Regions from separate parts of the Homo sapiens genome. Here region 2 is linked to region 1. The links are chromatin contacts, found by Hi-C or POLR2A ChIA-PET in ENCODE. All regions are on one chromosome and are shown on one strand. The core of a region is the stretch at or near the end of the contact, and the rest is flanking DNA. Distances in the headings are between cores, read along the strand shown. Region 1 overlaps PUDP (pseudouridine 5'-phosphatase). Region 2 holds the start of STS (steroid sulfatase).

The links. A loop is a pair of places that touch in the nucleus more often than their neighbours do. ChIA-PET counts read pairs that join two places held with the same protein, here RNA polymerase II (POLR2A). Pooled maps may share reads with other maps.
Region 2: a loop to region 1 is called in a map of GM12878, with 5 times the contacts of the local background. The contact joins the promoter of STS here to the enhancer-like site in region 1. A Hi-C loop is called at or near these places in 4 of 168 maps with a recorded cell type or tissue (GM11168, GM12878, gastrocnemius medialis and 1 more), 26 of 37 single-sample maps with no recorded cell type and 15 of 50 pooled maps. POLR2A ChIA-PET finds 5 or more read pairs at or near these places in 5 of 52 experiments (A673, Caco-2, GM12878 and 2 more).

Annotation. Positions count from the first base shown.
Region 1 is chrX:7,052,981-7,058,818 of GRCh38, reverse strand. All of the region lies in intron 3 of PUDP (pseudouridine 5'-phosphatase), which reads left to right. Among named protein-coding and RNA genes, the nearest start is that of STS, 92 kb to the left of the region's middle. RefSeq lists an enhancer at 449-949. Within about 2 kb of position 3,303, at least 5 of the 41 ENCODE cell types and tissues checked have a DNase peak (open chromatin) inside an H3K27ac peak, as active enhancers do.
Region 2 is chrX:7,145,589-7,151,911 of GRCh38, reverse strand. It overlaps STS (steroid sulfatase), which reads right to left and starts at 4,200. Exons shown (of 11, transcript NM_001320752.2): 1 at 3,829-4,200. It overlaps PUDP (pseudouridine 5'-phosphatase), which reads left to right and starts at 3,759. Exons shown (of 4, transcript NM_012080.5): 1 at 3,759-3,859. The coding sequence starts at 3,799. It overlaps MIR4767 (microRNA 4767), which reads right to left and starts at 4,052; the gene lies at 3,975-4,052. RefSeq lists an enhancer at 3,280-3,329 and a silencer at 3,520-4,239.

The DNA.
Region 1 (5,838 bases), core at 2,054-4,553:
ATAGGGATGGATGGACAGATGGATGGATTGATGAATAATATAAACAAAAGTACTAATTAATAACAAAATACACACATACCTCAGCAGTCATTTTGACAGCAGTACTTAAAAGTTTCATGTTTAAACAAACATCTAATAGTGTATATGTATCCAACATGACAACATTGTGGTACTTATTTACAGATCACTGTCTGACAAGGAACATGAAGTCAAACAGAACTTAAACCTTAGATATGAGCACTGCCAATCAAAATTAAAAACAAAGTTTAAGGCCCCCTTGAAGTTTTGATGTCTCACCATGTGAAAATTGAACTTCATATTACAAAATTAATGCATAGGAAAAAACCTCCTATGAAAAAGCCTGGTTTTGGTGATGAGATTCAGATCATACATGGCTTTATAATTGATGAATAGTTGTGAGCAGCTGCTGTACTTTCTGTGCTTCCATGTAATTCCAGGACCGCTTCTGGGAGCCCTGAAAGTACCCTTCAGTGACTTCCTTCCAAATGTTGTATTTCACTAAGCAAAAGGGAAAGCTTTATTCCTTAGAGATGATATAGTAATATTTGGAAAGCTCACTAGTTCCAATGAAGCACATAATTTAAAACAGACACATCATAGTTTAAAAGGTAAAATCGGTTACGAAATGTGATCCCAAGTAGGCACGGGCAGCACTCTGCCTGTGGCCTGGAGGAGGTCCCGGTGTGCAGGATTGGAAAGGGGCTGGCTCCTTCCCTGCTGTGACTGTTCTGTCTGCTTCCCGATGGGACGTGCTGTTGATCCCAGCTGCTGAGAAGAAATGGTGGGCAAGTGCCACGGGGACAGGATTTGCAGCAGGGAGGAGCCAAAGGTGGAAGCATCACCGGGAAGTGAGACCTGGGGAGGAACACGAGAGCATCACAAGCCGCGGGCCCTTCTCCTTCCCTCTTGAAAACCTAACCTAGCTCCTGACACTGCCTCCTACTGTGTTCCCTTCCTGCCCAAACTGTACCTAGAGCTCCATCCATAGACCTCGTCTGCTCACCGCACAGAAATGCCAGGGCTGCCGGGATCCCTTCTCAGCGCTCCTCCTTCTGTGTAATCAACTGCTTCTCTGCTCTGATGACACCTGACCGCACCTCCAGCTCACAGCCACAGTGCATGGAGACCCCGAGCCTTCTACTTGGGTGTCCCACGATGGCCTCAAACCCAACTTGTCACAAAAGCTACCTCTCCTTCCTGCCACCAAAATGGCGGCCCCAAGACCCACCACATCAGAAACATGAGAATCAGCTTCTCCATCAGGCTTAACATCCCAGGTATCATCCAGTTCCCTATTGCTTCTCAGTTTTTCCTCTAATCCCATCCATTTTTATTCATTGCTCTTGTGTTTGGACTGTTTCCCTCCCCCAATTCAGATGCTGAAATCCTCACCCCCAGTGTAATGCGTTAGGGGGAGACCAGGGAGCCAGAGACCACGCTGGCTCCCTGATCTCACACCGCCTGGCCCCAGACCTATGGGAAATCCCTGTCTGGGGTTTAAGCCACCCAGTCTGTGGTATTTTCTTACAGTAACCTGAAGGGACTAAGACACCCTGCTGCTGTCAGACAAAGATACTCTTATGTGCAACTTGCTAGTTATAAAATGGAACTTTTAAGCTATATGATATTTGTCTTTTAAGAAATTAAAGTACAAGGACTTTTTAAGTCCCCTGGACAGAGACCATCCCCAGGTCGCTGCTGCGCTTCAACATCGTTGGAGAAGTCAGTTCATCACCTCCAAGTGATAAGCCGCCAAGGTGCTTCACCTCCCTTGTCGTTGGAAATGTCATGCTCCCTAAATTAAATCCCTCAAGCTACAGTTTAATTAAGCTCATCTCCTCGCCTGGAGATGGAAATCAGATATATTTTAGCCTTCAGCTGGGTAGAGTGAAAAGAACATTGGATTCTGCAGACCTGGATTCTATTCAAGAGTTCTGTCTTCCGCCTGACTGCATGACCTCCAGCTTGCCTCTGAACTTCCCTTGCACTAAGCAGAGGAGATGCTGCATTTGCTCTGTCTATTCCCTAGCGCTGACTTTCCATGGCCCCTTTGTGGCTCTAAGTCCTGTACCCAGGACACCTCCACCATCTTCACTAATTTAGCAGACGTTCATCAGTGCTCACGATTTGCCATGGCATCCTGGGAAGGTGCGTGAAAACTGGGCCCTGCCTAGTTACAGCCGATATGTAGGCTGTACAAGCTGCGTCAAGAATATTCTTGACCAGATACTTCCTTGAAGATGTGGAAGTCAGCCTTAGAAGGTCCACTAAATACACTACAAAATGATCACAAAATTAATTAAAATCATATAGAATATGCATGCATACACACACATCCATGTGCATGTCCTGACACAGAGATGATATGTGGGGTGAAGGAGGGAGATTTCAGGGTAGGCCGCAGGCCTGCCGGGAGCATGTGCAGGTGGCAGCGCCATCCCCTGGACCAAACCCCAGTTCTCCGGCTTCACTGAAGGTGCAGGAGCCCTGCTAGAAAAGAGAAGGGAGCCGTGGGCACTTCCACCTTCCCTGTCCCTGGCCACCACCCTCAAAGGAGCAACCCACCAAGTCCGTGCAGAGAAAAGTCAGTCTGCCTCCACTCCCCACTTGCAGAGGCTGAAGTCCCTTGGCTTAGAGAGAAAAGTTTCTTTCTACAGATGCAAACATACGAATCCATGATTCACTGTATGGGTGGTGGTATGAATGAGTTTTAGGTCAAGTGTAATTGGTCAGTCATGGTGGGACAGGAAGGGCTGCCCCCTAAGTGAAAACATGAGGTGCTTAAAAGGAAGCATGAGAGCCAGGTGCTTAAAAGGAAGCATGAGAGCCAGGTGCTTAAAAGGAAGCATGAGAGCCAAGTTCAGTCAGGGTGAACCTCCTTTCCCTGTAGCTGGGTGTGGCAGACGGAAACTGTGTTGAGATATTTCTGCCTTCGAAGATAAGAAACATACTTCTTCCTTAATTTTATTTGTGCAAAATATAAACTGTATTTAGCTTATATTCTTCTTTCTTTTTTTGATGCTTAAGTCCTGTGATTACCAGACACAGTTGTTCCAAGATAGCTTTTAAGGATTTATTCTTAAATCCTTAAGTTTCAGTAGACAGACAGCCATGCTGTGAACATTCTTTAAATGGTTAGGCTTTTAGATACCAGGTACTTTTCTTGTAGGTGTGGTCCTATTTACAAGTGCATTAGATCTTTGGGTGTAACGAAGTCTAAAGACGACATAAAAATCTTTTGGGGCTGGGCACGGTGGGTCACGCCTGTAATCCCAGCACTCTGAGAGGCCGAGATGGGTGGATCAGTTGAGGTCAAGAGTTCAAGACCAGCCTGGCCAACATGGCGAAACCCCATCTCTATTAAAAATACAAAAAAAAATTAGCCGAGTGTGGTGGTGCATGCCTGTAATCCCAGCTACTCGAGAGGCTGAGGCAGGAGAATTGCTTGAACCCGGGAGGTGGAGGTTGCAGTGAGCTAAGATCTTGCCATTGCACTCCAGCCTGGGTGACAGAGCCAGATTATGTCTCAAAAAACAACAAAAAAAAAAGAAAATAAATAAACCTTTTGGGACATTTTTAATAGGTGCTTCAGGACACAGTAGTTGTTCTGCTTTATAATTCTACTGTTTCTAGGGGAAAAAAACCAAACCAACAAAACCCAAACTTCCAGATGCTGTGGCATGACCCCGAATCATTTCCCACGTGCAGGCTGTGTGTGTGGTGCAGTTGCCATCTGGGCCTAGCACCAGGGGGTTTCTTCTCAGGACTCATGTTTGATGTCTTCTCTTTGTCCTGTGTCTGGGGCTTTCTTTAAATTTTGTGTGCAAACAATGCCTGGTATTACAGGCTGTTTTCCTGTAAACCACTCACTTCTGCTCCACTCCTGTTCTGTTGAGTTTTCCTGGCACGTTTCCATCATCGACCACCTCCAGCTGACTATTCTATCAGCTTTTGAAACTTCAGGTTCCGTTTTCAAATTCCATCTTGATCAAATGGAATTCTCGTTAGCGGACATGAAGTGTAAGAGTCCGGCAAATGTCGGGGAAAGGTATCTCCTGACAGCTGTTAGCAAAGCGGCCACATGAGAGGAGGAAGAAGAGGGTTTCAGGTGCCAGGGGTGTCATGTATCCCATTGCTGTTTGTTTTGGGCTGAGATCACCCATGGCTGTTTACATCAGAGGCTGTACTTACTTTTGACCTTTTAGAATAGTTAACTTTGCAAGGGTCTTGTGCTGGAAAACCCAAGCCAACTGGCCTGTCTTCCTAGGTTTCCCCTCAATCATTTGAACACTGAGGGTTTTACTTACTCACATGGACATATTTCAAATGGCCCTTCTGTTGCATAAGCTTATTATGTCACCTTCTCTCTTTTTTTCTTTTTTTTTTTTGAGACGGAGTCTCACTCTGTGGCCCAGTCTGGAATGCAGTGGCACGATCTTGACTCACTGCAACCTCTACCTCCTGGGTTCAAGCCATTCTCCTGCCTTAGCTTCCAGAGTAGCTGGGAATACAGGCATGCGCCACCATGCTTGGCTAATTTTTTAATTTTTTGGTAGCGATGTGATTTTACCATGTTGGCCAGGCTGGTCTGGAACTCCTGACCTCAAGTGATCCGCGTACCTCGGCCTCCCAAAATACAGGTGTGAGCCACTGCGCCCAGCCTACGTCACCTTCTTATTGTGATTGATTGTGATAGCAACCAGTTACCAACCTTGACTTTTCGCCACTCTTCATGCTTATTCGAGTCCCCCTTACTTTATGTACGACATTTGTCTTACATGTTGTGTGTAGTATTCCAGATGTCAGTGCCATTTTGGATTATTCTTAAAAATAGGTGAGGACAGATTAATTGAACACAGAGGAACCAGCAAAACGTGAAAGCCATGAGAAACAGTAAAAAGGTCTCCAAGAGCTGGTGTCAGCTGCTCCTGCTGTCAGTGCCGCAGACACTTGCAAGTTTCCCTCCTCACTCACAGCCCTCACTTAGTTGCCTTTAAACAGGGGCTGCCTTTGAAAAGATTTCTCAGGTGTGAAGGGACACCATGGGGCCTGCATTTCCCTCCACTGCAGACCCCCTGTATTAGTCCATTTTCACACTGCTGATAAAGACATACCCAAGACTGGGTAAATTACAAAGAAAAAGAGGTTTAATGGACTCACAGTTCCACATGAATGAGGAGGCCTCACAATCATGGCAGAAGGTGAAAGGTATGTCTTGCATGGCAGCAGGCAAGAGAGAGAATAAGAGCCAAGCGAAAGGGGTTTCCCCTTATAAAACCATCAGATCTTGTGAGACTTATTCACTACCATGAGAATAGTATGGGGAAAACTGCCCCCATGATTCAATTGTCTCCCACCAGGTCCCTCCCACAACACGTGGGGATTCTGGGAGCTACATTTCAAGATGAGATTTGAGTAGGGACACAGCAAAACTGTATGACCCCCTTTAGGTGAGTGCAGGTGTATTGGGTGCCTTCCATTATCTCTTTGGGAACAGCCACAGTCAGCTACTGATTTCCCGTCCCACACACCTGTCTTGCTCCTTGGAAGCAGCCTCACGCAAATAGAGAATAAAAGCTGCTTTCACAACTTAGCCAAGCAGTGTTACCCCAGGGGATAATCCATCTCTTCCTCTACCCCAGTCCACATTTCACAGGTGGACCCTGCACAAAGCTTCAGAATCCCCGGAGAAGGTGACGGATATTTTGAAATGTCATTTGACATTTAAGTGCCTATCTCTGGTCCCAGATAAAAACAGTGGAGGGCATTTAGAATACAATCAAGTCATAACTTTTAAAAAGGCAAGGGCAGAAATAT
Region 2 (6,323 bases), core at 2,951-5,450, 92 kb before region 1:
CAATGAAGTAGCTGGTATACCCCAGGAGGGGGTCAATGGTCTAGACCATTGGATGCCCTGGTTGAAAGGCAGATGCTGAGTTGGTCAGTCTGGGGGTGGCAGCTGGGATTCTGCATTTCTAGTGAGCTCCCAGGGGATGCTGGCACTGCCAGTTCCGACCACATCTGTTATCCAACACTGCAGAGAAGCAAACTGGACCTCTCGCTCAGAGCCAGTTTGCACTCTGATGGTGAAGGGGTTCAAAAACAATGACCCTCCCCACACAAAAATACCAGATATGTCCGAGAGTACAAAGCCAGGAGTGGCGAATTCAGCCATCTATGTCAGGCTCCCTTCCAGAGCTCACTGGGCTTGGAGGAAAGCAGCAGCGGGAAGGGGTGAGAATATTCAGTGCCTCTGAAGCAAGAGACTTCCTAAGTCAGCGTTGCAAAGCCAGCTATCTAGGGGAAGAAGGCAGGTAAGTCTGCAATGAGGAGCTCAAATTCAGGCCCCATCAGATGAAGTCAGAGCTTTCTGGTCTCTCAGCATCATCAAGAAAAGTAGACTGTGTACAGCCACTGAGAAAGATGGTCCCTAGTCCAACCTGTTACCCTCCATCTACGCTGGGCAAGATTTGTACCCCTAGAAAAGTAAAGAGAATAACAGGGCAAAGTGGGCTCACAGAAAACAGATACAGCAGACTGGAAACCAAATACAACAGATAACAAAAGCACAGAGACACAGGAACCAGGACAACAAACTAAGGAAGTTGAAATAAGCTAAGACTCCCTACAGGATGGCATATATATACACACAATAAATGGCATGTTTAAGTTTACATGTTGTGTGAAAGAAGAGCATCTGTTTATTTGTCCCATTGATAATGTGCTTTTGATGCCATCGTACTGTAGTTTACTGGATCATTTCTATTGTGTCTTAAAATTGTCAGGAAAAGTAAGTTATTGTCCCATGGGGAGAACACAACTGTACAAAAGTAAACTGTAATTCATGGAAGGAAATGCATCCCCATCAGCATAGAAACTGCCCATCTTTGGCTGTTGGAGAATTATGAAAAGCTAAAAACTAACTTGTTATATGTGTACAAACCACATTGCTAGAACAAAATTTCATTCTTTTCCAATCTAGCTTGTGACAGAGAAGCATTCACCATTCAGTTTGTTTTTTTTTTTTTAAGCAAAGAGGAGTCTTCCATCTTATGCATAGAAGTGATGTTACTGAAAAGTGTAGAAAATAAGACTGATAAAAACATAATGTGAAGCATGTTTTCACATCTGTGGAGAGCTGAAGTACCTACGATTTCCCAATCTGTCTCTTCCACAATCGCTGTGAGGCTTTGCCATTTCGTCAAAATGGCATTGGGGCCTTTTTTCCTTTGAAAAATACTCTTTTTTGGCCGGGGGCGGTGGCTCACGTCTGTAATTCCAGCACTTTGGGAAGCCGAGGTGGGCAGATCACTAGGTCAGGAGTTCAAGACCAGCCTGGCCAACATGGTAAAACCCCATCTCTACTAAAAAATACAAAAATTAGCTGGGTGTGGTGGCTGGCGCCTGTAATCCCAGCTACTTGGGAGGCTGAGGCAGGAGAATCACTTGAACCCAGGAGGCTGAGGCTGCAGTGAGCAGAGATTGCGCCACCGTGCTCCAGCCTGGGTGACAGAGTGAGACTCTGTCTCATAAAAGAAGAAAGAAAAAAGAAAAATACTCTTTTTTAATTTAATGACTAAACAGAAATGTGAGGTGGTTACAATACCAAAAAAATAACAGTAACTCTGACATGTGTGCATCCATTTGTTTCCAGAGAATGGAAGGAAACTGGGAGGGAGAATTCTACAGACTCCAGGTGGGAAATACTGTCATACTTACTGTAGGTACCACAGCTATGTGTGTGCAATGCATCTATTATGGAATTGTGTTCCCAAAAATATATGTTGGAGTCCTCATCCCCGCTACCTCAGAATGTGACCTTATTTGGAAACAGGATTTTGTCAGAGGTAATCAAATTAAAATGTAGTTATTAGGGTGGTCCTTAGTCCAATAAGAATCGTGTTCTTATAAAAGGAGAAAATTTGGACACAGAGACACACACAGAGGGAAGACGATAGGACAAGATACAGGGAAAGGAAAGCAGGTTCAAGCTGAGGAGAAAGACCTGGAATAGGTCCTTTCCTCACAGCCCTCAGAAGGAATTAAGACTGCTGACATCTTGATCTAGGACTTCTGGCCTCCAGATCTGTGACACAATACACATCTGCTGTTTAGGTTACTTAGTCTGTGGTATATTACTATGGCAGCTGTAGTAAACTAATACAGAAACCACGAACGACTGTATTTGAGGCGCAAGTCCCTACCTAATTTGCTCATAAATTGCCTTCTCTGAAATCCCGTGTCCTCAAAGGGAAATCACGATTGCATTAAATGGGGGAAGCTCTCTTATAGTACCACCTCTAAGAACACATAATTTTATTGACTATATATTATGCACTGGTACTAAGGGCTTGGCCTGCCTCACCTCCTTTATCACCTCCATTTTACCCAGGAGGAAACAGACACAGGTGCACTTTGTCTATCATAGATAATAATTCTTGCTGAATCCAGGCATGCCCCTGTCCACTATGTCTGCACTAAACTAGAAATACACTCTCATGTTTACACCTTTTTTTTTTTGTCTTTTTCCCCTTTTGTGGAGAACAGGGTCTCGCTATATTGCCCAGGCAGTTCTTAAACTTCTGGGCTCAAACTATTCCCCCAACTCCCACTTCTGCCTCCCTAAGTACTGGGATTACAGGTGTGGGCCACTGCGCCCAGCACACCCTCACGTTTTTAAAGTCTTGAAATTCTCCTATTTCCGCTTCTCAAAAGGTCCAATCCTTTTCCTTAAACGTGAATATACCACATAAACGAACACGAAATAGAAACAGGGACAAAAAAGTATTTTTTTGACGATGGCAAACGGGAAAAAAAAAAAAGAAAGCTGTTTAGGTGGCATTTGAAAAGTTAAAAAAGAAAGAAAACTCAGAGCAGCCCAAAAGACAGATGATACCTAAGAAGGCACAACCAGCAAGACATGTTGACTGTTAGTATTATTTCAGCATCCTCCTTGAGCAGCTTGGCTTTGCTCTGGGACAATGCACCAGCCTGGGATGCTCAGAGATGCAGGCACGGAGGTTGTGCAGCCTCTCCGCACACTGCGCATGCGCGGCTGCCGGTTCAAGTCGCGGTCCAGGACCGCAAGGAGGCGGGCAAGCGAAACTGAGAAAAACCCACCCACGGTCCAGGGACTGGGGGCTCGGGCGAACCCACCCAGGGACCTCCTGACCAAGGCCATTTGTCTGCAACCTGATGGCTAGAAGTGATACCACCCTGAGCATCTTCAATCCCCTTTCCCCACTCTACAGCCCCTTGTACTGTCCCTCCTTCCTCATTCACACCCCTGATCCAAACTCAAGCACTGAATTTGTCCCCAGACGAGGGCCTCGGCTCTGCGCGGCCGCTGGCTGAGTAGCTTGGCCCGATTCCGGGTGTGAAGTGAGGAGGAATTGATGCGGGTAAACATACAGCGCCGGCCCGCGCCGCATCCCGGGTCTGCAGCTACAGCTGCGGCGAAAGCCCAAGGTGCGCGTGCGCGGAGCGCCACTAGGCAGCCCAGGACGCGCGGGCTCGGAGCCGGGCGAGGGGCCGCGGAAGGCGCGTGCGCAGAGCGACCCCGGGCGCGCGAGAAGGTCCTCAGTGCGCGTGCGCGGGGCGGGCGGGTGCGCGCGCACTTCCTCCTCGCCCCCACCCAGACCCAGAAGGCGCCACCATGGCGGCGCCCCCGCAGCCCGTCACCCACCTCATCTTTGACATGGACGGACTTCTTCTGGGTGGGTAGTGTGCAGCCGCCGCCTCCAGTAAGGGCGGTCTTGTGTGGGCGTGGGGACGGTCGGCGCGGGGTACGTCACGGCCTGGGGGCCGCGGCGGGGCGGTGTTCATGCAGGGACGCTCGGGCTCCCGCGCGCTCTGCCCCCGGCTGGCCCCGAAGTCGGGCGGCGGCCAGGAGCGCCCGCGGGCCCATGTCCGGGCTGGCGGGCGCGCGTGGCCGCGGCGTCTACGCGGCCCCAGCACCCGCTTCCGGTCGGCGGCCCGCGCGTGGGGCCGGAGCACGTGGGAGCAGTCCCTGGGGTCCACCGGGCGGGCGCGCGGCTCCGCGTCCTCTCCTCAGAGCGAGGCGCGGCGGGACCTCCGCGCTCTCTTTTCGGTTACGCATGCGTGCGACCTTGAGCGGTGCCCAGCCTCAGCTTCCCCGTCTGCAAAGTAGCCTGGAGGATACTTGCCTGCCTGCTCCAAGGTTGCTGCTGTGGGCGCACTTTGATGGTAGCATCCTGCATGGTAGCGGTTCTCTACCTGGCGGTTTTGCAGCCCTGAGGGCATCTGGCAATGGCGATGTCAGGAGACATTTTGGCTGTCACAGCTGGCGAGGAGTGATGGGGTCACTGGCATCTAGTGGAGTCCAGACCAGTGATACTGTTAAACTTCCCGCAGTGCACAGGAGTGCCCTATGCAACCATAAGGAATTATCCCGCGCCGTCAACAGTGTAGAGGCACAGAAGGTCCGTCAAGTGGCCTGGCTGCCTAGGGTGACCAGCACCGGGGACATCACCTGTGGGCTACTTGTAAATGTAGAAGCTGGGGCCCCACCCTACCCCTGCCCAATCAGAATCTGCATTTTAAGCGCGTGAACGTTTGAGAACAGCTGCTCTATCAATCCGAGGCATTAAGAAACCCTTGGCAGTGTACTAAGGTAGTCAGTCTTAGCACATGTGAACTTCACCAGCCAAGAGGAATTCAAGTAGAATTCAAAGAATAAAACCCTGTTTTTAACTCAAGACAGAACTATGCTGAGCTCTACCGAAAGCCTTGACACAGTTAACACTATGACACATAATCACCAGGAGGCTTCATATATCTATAAACATGTCTGCATACTCTTTGTAGACAGCTGACCTGCTTGGTTACGTATATCATTCCTTCATTTCAAAACCCTGCAAGTTAGGAGGAAGTATTTGCATGTCACTAATTAAAAAAAAAAAAAAAAAAAAAACCCTGCAGCTCAGAGAGGTAAAGCTACTTGCCCAAGGTCACACAGCTAATAAGCCAAGCTGAGAAACGATTCTGGATTGATCCAGTTCTAAATATAAATGATGTTGAGCTCATCTTAAATTGTGAATGTGACCTTGTTTCTGCTCATCATATTGCTGGGTAATTCCCTAGCAGTGTTTCCTTTTAAAAAGGCATGCAGAAACCATTCTCTTCATTTTATGAACACAGAGGTGTAAACTGATGAATTCCAAAGGAAAAAAAAAATCCCCGTAGAGGTCACTAATTGGAGCCAACGGTGTATGCAGCTACTAAATTTGAAATGACTCAATTTCAGAAAGCTTGTGGGATACATAGGTATAGTTTGTAGACATGAATTTTCCTACTCCGGTGGTCAAAAAGTTAAATTGTCAAATAAATTTCTTATCCTCTAATAAAGGTCCAGAGAACCTGTTCTGGGAGTCTCATGAATTTTAATACCAAACAAGATGTCTCATTAAAATTAAATTTATTAAACTTCTAAATGAGCTTGGTGCCTAATTCTGATTCTAGATTCACACATAGCCATGCCCTGAAGTGATGAATGTGACTTAAATGGCATTACAAGCATTGACCTCACATTGTTACCCAATCCTCTGATCTAGTCAGATAACCAAGAATTAGTGCTATTTGGAAAAATAAGCCCTGCTTCTTTTTATTCCCCCCCCTCATTTTCTGCCCATTTCCTCCTTTCCTGCCCTACCTCTTCTTTGAGGTGGTAAGGCCTTGCAAAACTTTCTTGGAAATATACCTTTGTTTATCCCATTCTTTCACCAAATGTGTAAATATAAAACACAGCTTTCCAAGATGTGCCACTTTAATTTAATCTACCAGATTATGCCTGCTGTCATTCTTTAGCACCTCACTTCAGTGTATCTGTTGTTTGCATAACAATATACTATCAATTTATAATGAGTTATTTTACAATAGGTCTGTTTTTCGGGAATTTTGAATGCATTTTTCTAGGAAGTTCTGTTTGTCTATGTAGCCCCAATACTTGCATACTTGGGGAAGTAAAATTGAAAACGAATAGTTTCATGGAGGATTGTTAACATTAGAGGAGAAGATTGTTTAATCAGAGGAGAATGAGGAAGTAAATGGAGATTTTAGAGGAAATGTTGACCAGGAAGAAAGCCAGGACACTTTCCCATGCTTTTGACATGCACGATGCTGTTAGTTGTCCTTTAAAAAAAAAAAAAAATACACTTCGGT